Regions from separate parts of the Homo sapiens genome. Here region 2 is linked to region 1. The links are chromatin loops, found by intact Hi-C in ENCODE. Cell type or tissue: heart right ventricle. All regions are shown on one strand.

Region 1 (2,500 bases):
TTTTAACATGTATTCAATATAAGAATTATTATTGAGATATGTCACATTCTTTTATTCATTCCAAGGCTTTAAAATCCAGTGTGTGTTTTACAGCACATACAATTTGAATGCTAAATTCTCAAAGAAAATGCTCGATCTTTATTTAGATTTCATAACATCTACAATTGTAAAAAATGAATTCACATACTCAAGTTGTTCCAACCATACATACGTTTTCCAATCACTGAATTGAGTATCAATGTTAAAATTTAAGTTAATTAAGGTGAAATAAAATTAAGAATTTAGCGTCTCAATTGCTGCATTTCAGGTGCTAAATGACCACATGCAGCTGCCAGCTACTCTGCTGGCAGTGCAGATGTACGCTATGAAAGCAGCTTAGAGTTGGTGTCCACTCTGGGTGCAACTCTCCCAGTCGGCCCGCCGCACTGCAGTCACTTTGCCATGCTAACATGCACATTACACAGGAAAAATCAGTAATGTTGATACTGTCTTCATTTCAAATTTTGATATTATGTTCATCATGAACTTTTTACATTAATTTTGATTTTTAAAAAATATTGGATTACAGTATTATTTATCTCGATTATGGAGGTTTTGGGCATTCTCTTACATTTTGTGCCTGGGGTGAGTTTCTCATTTGCCTGGCCCTAGTCCTGGCCCTGTGTACTGATTGCCTGTGTGCACAGTGGGTCAGATTGCAGGTTCCTAAGGATTGGTGGGCTCTCCCTCCCTAAAGTCACTCCTCACCATCTAGGAACAGGAGCCTCGCACTTCCCTGCCTTCAGTCATGCTGTTTACTTAGTCTGAGAGTCACCTTTCTATTTTCTTTAACTAGCTATTTCCTACTCAGTCTGCAAACCTCCTCTCTGGGGGCAGGTTCTGGTGTTGCCTGGTTTTGTGCAGTTTTTTGCGCAGCCTTCACCTTCGCTGGCCATGCAGGGCGGGCCACGGCTGGGCTAGATGCAGTACTCTCTGCTCTGTCCAGTTCAGATACCGGGAGGCGTCGCCTGGAGCCCCTTCCAGCTGGGTCCCCGCTGGAGGCCCCGGCAGGCGATGCGGAGGCAGCCGGAGAGAGGCTGGGTGCTGCCCGTGGCCACTCCCTGCGCTGGTGCAGCCTTGGTTCTGGTGGAGCGCTAGCGCCCCCGGGCCCGCAGGTGTCGGGACGGGAATGCTTCCCGCTGAGGCCGGTTTCTGCGGCCTCAGCGCGCTCCGCCTCCGCTCTGGATAGTCCCTGCCTCTTCAGTTGCGCCTTTTGAGCAGAACCCCGCCTTATGCTGAGATTTTGCCCAGTACGTTAGACGTGGGCTGGTTTCCCTCTCCGAATCCTGTAGTCATTCTTACTTCTCTTTTGCTACATTCTGGGTTATGTGATTTTCATTCTGGGCTTCTCTCTTTCTGCTTCGTTTCGCTGTAAACGGCCTGAGGACAAAGCAGGTCTCCCTGACGTTTGCGCCCCTCGGGAAACCCAGCCCCTAGCTGTGCACGGGAGCCCAGTGAGCGCTGAAATCGACACATTCATGGAGAAAGGCAGTTATAGAAAGTGTCTTAACTCATGGCTACCTGCGACTTCTTGTAGAACGTCTATGAAACAGGTATTCTGAAATTATTCCCAAGATGAGGAGGTTTTAATATTAGGAAACATTTTCTAAATATTACTCCATTCTTATTCACTCTGGAAATAGCCTCTCCTTAATCTCTATTTTCTGAAAATAGAAATTCATGTCAAGATGCTACATTATTGAACTGATGTAGCCATAGTCTTTTACTCCACAGAAGACTTACAAGTTCAACTGGAGAAGGGCATGCCATTTTAACTTCCATCCACCAGACAAGAACTATTTATATACATGGAGGTTGCTGCCCTTAACTTCTTCGAGATATGTGACATTCCATTTAAAAAGAGATTGTTCAGGCCAAGCGCAGTGGCTCAAGCCTGTAATCCCAACCTTTTGAGAGGCCAAGGTGGGCAGATCACCTGAGGTCAGGAGTTTGAGACCAGCCTGACCAACATGGTGAAACCCCGTCTCTACTAAAAATACAAAAAATTAGCCTGGTGTAGTGGTGCACACCTGTTATCCCAGCTACTTGGGAGGCTGAGGCAGGAGAATTGCTGGAAACCGGGAGGCGGAGGTTCCAGTGAGCCGAGATTGCGCCACTGCACTCCAGCCTGGGCAACAAAGAGTGAAACTCCGTCTCAATAAATAAATAAATAAATAAATAAATAAATAAATAAATAAAAAAAATAAATAAATAAAATAAAACAAAAATAGGTTGTTCAGAGTAGCAGAAACTGAAAAGAATTGAAGGAGAAAAGCTAGGTCCAAAGTTTAGATTCCCAGTGCATCTCATTTGAATTTTTCTTTATTAAAAATTGCTTGTTTTTTCACATGCCGCTTTGGAGCGGGTTTTGTAGAATCCTGGGACCACCACTTTCTAGCCATGTGACCTTGGGCATTACTGAATCCCACCAAACCTCAGCTTCTCCATCTAAAAATGGGGA
Region 2 (2,500 bases), 240 kb before region 1:
ATCACCTGACTGAGGTGTATTAGGTTTCCTCACTGTCAAGTTGCTCTTTTCCCCCGTCTAAAGAGAACCACCCTTTAAAGGGTGATTAATGCTTTATAAAGGGTGATTAATAGATATTAGCAATGCATGGTGATGAAAACCAAGCTTGGACGTTACAGCACTTTCATCTGGCTTAAGGAGATAATAAGCACGGCCAGGCTCAGTGGCACACACCTGTAATCCCAACACTTTGGGATGCCAAGGCAGGAGGATCACTTGAGCCCAGGAGTTTGAGACCAGCCTAGCCAACACCGCAAACCCTATCTTTACAAAATTAAAAAAAAAAAATTAGTCAGGCATCATGGCACATGCCCATAGTCCTAGCTGCCCAGGAGGCTGAGCCAGGAGGATCACTTGAGCCCAGGAGTTCAAGCTTACAGTGAGCTATGATCACAACACTGTGCTCCAGCCTGGGTGACAGAGTGAGATCCTGTCTCAAAAGAAAATAAGCAAAAAACTAGACTTTGTCTTCACTTTGAACATGATCCTAACCTAAACTTGACCTTCTCAAACACTAGTGCCTAAGGATGGTTTCTTTAGACAAAGCCTTTTTTTTTTGAGATTGAGTCTCGCTCTTTCGCCCAAGCTGGGGCGCAGTGATGCGGTCTTGGCTCACTGCAAGCTCCGCCTCCCAGGTTCACGCCATTCTCCTGCCTCAGCCTCCCAAGTAGCTGGGACTACAGGCATGCGCTACCACACCCGGCTAATTTTTTATATTTTTAGTAGAGATGGGGTTTCACCGTGTTAGCCAGAATGGTCTCGATCTCCTGACCTCATGATCTGCCTACCTTGGCCTCCCAAAGTACTGTGATTACAGGCGTGAGCCACCACAGCCGGCCTAGACAAAGCTTTTTATAGGGAGACGAGAAATTGTTAAGAAGTGAGCTAAGAATTGTAAAACACTTAGTATGTGGCATTGTAATATATGTGTTATTGTCTGTTGTTACCATCATGATCATCACCATCATCACGTGCATTGAGTAGCTGAAGAACCTCGATACCAGACACCAGTATGTCCAAATTCTTGATGCCCAATCTCATTATTTTCACTTTGAATTTGAATTAGAAGTAAGTTGTTAAACAGGAACAAAATCTAATCATTTTTTCAAGGTACAAAAAAATTCCACATATTGAAATATAATGAATGGTTTTGCAAACTTTGATTGGCACTTTAAAAGGTGTTGGAGTAGGGCGCTCTGGGAAACTGCCTATTGATTGCACTGTTGTCAGTTTCTAAGCAACCATTGCCAAATTTATCTTCATGTCACACAACTTGTGTGTTTATCCAAGCTGGTTGAAATTCTTACCCTTGTGCAAAAATAGACCAGGGTGAATATTGAGTGGGACTGTATCGGAGGAGTGGGCTGCATTCCTCCATAGTTCCCAGTAGGTGTCACTCTGGCAGAAGAAAACAAGACATGATGGGTTCTGAAGACACATCCCTGGGGATCCGCCCAGGCCACAGGGGCATGCAGAAGCACCACTTGCCTACCTCAGTTCCCCTATTCGTACCCGACTTCTCTGGCCAGCAGGGGCAGGTTGCCCAGGCCACGTGGTGAAGAGCATTCCTGGAAAACATTGTTCTAGACCCACCTGGCTACAGACATCCCAGCTTACTCATAAAGCATTAAAGCAGTAATAGAGGAAGAGCTATATCTATGTAGCTGTAACCCGAAGAATTGGCAGCACTTGCTGGGATATGGGTAGCAAATTTTTATTCCTAGTAGGATCGGCACATGTATGGCTCAGTCGTAAATGTTTATCAGCTAGCTGAACGAGTCCCACGAGGACTTCATGTGTTTCTGGGTAATCTTCCATAGGAGTTACTGTTTACTCAGAAATGCAAAATAATTTTGCTATTAGCCAGTGTAACTAAGAAAAATTTTAAAAAGTATGAAAAATATAAAACAGTAAGAAAAATATAAAATATGAACACCCAAAGAGAACCTCTGCCACCATTGCTTTCTGTTAATAGGTGATCAACAGTAAGCATTACATAACCTTGAATTCTCCCACCCAGCCCTCCCCCTGCCCCTCTACAAGAGCAAGTCATCGGGGGCCACCCTGTGCACTAGGGCAATCACAGAAGTGGGAAGCACACCAGCTCCCCAGCTAATGCGACTCGCAGGCACTGAAGTACTGTTACTGTCACTAGACGTGCCACCGGCAGCACCCCAGAATGTAGTACCCCACTGGCTGCAAGACCAGCATTAGATAAAAGTAAGCAGGGAGTCTCGATGGATCACCACTGATCTTTGGTATCTGTAAAGGTGTCACTGTCTCTTTAAGGAAAGAGGGAGTCCCTACTTTCATTTTTCCTCAATAAATAATTTTTGACTGATTAGTGACAAAGGGACACTTTAGTGGGTGATCAGCACAGCATCTGCATGGCTGCTTCCTTGTGGGGTTTCTGAAGCTGCTTCTGTGACTCAGCCCCTCACCAACAAACAAACAAATGAGA

The links. A loop is a pair of places that touch in the nucleus more often than their neighbours do. Peaks named below come from ENCODE experiments on the same cell type or tissue, not always from the same donor. Only the 100,000 strongest peaks of a DNase experiment are listed, where the experiment ranks them.
Region 2: a loop joins it to region 1, with 3 times the contacts of the local background. A loop is called at or near these places in 32 of 110 quality-filtered maps.

The regions. Positions count from the first base shown.
Region 1 is chr18:13,800,007-13,802,506 of GRCh38, forward strand. No RefSeq gene overlaps it. Among named protein-coding and RNA genes, the nearest start is that of MC5R, 23 kb to the right of the region's middle. In heart right ventricle, a CTCF peak has its summit at 1,149; a DNase peak (open chromatin) is centred at 1,155; H3K4me3 peaks cover 722 bases.
Region 2 is chr18:13,556,822-13,559,321 of GRCh38, forward strand. All of the region lies in intron 4 of LDLRAD4 (low density lipoprotein receptor class A domain containing 4), which reads left to right. Among named protein-coding and RNA genes, the nearest start is that of MIR4526, 53 kb to the right of the region's middle. RefSeq lists an enhancer at 1,601-1,700. In heart right ventricle, CTCF peaks have their summits at 1,422 (motif pointing right) and 1,624; a DNase peak (open chromatin) is centred at 1,490; H3K27ac peaks cover 967 bases.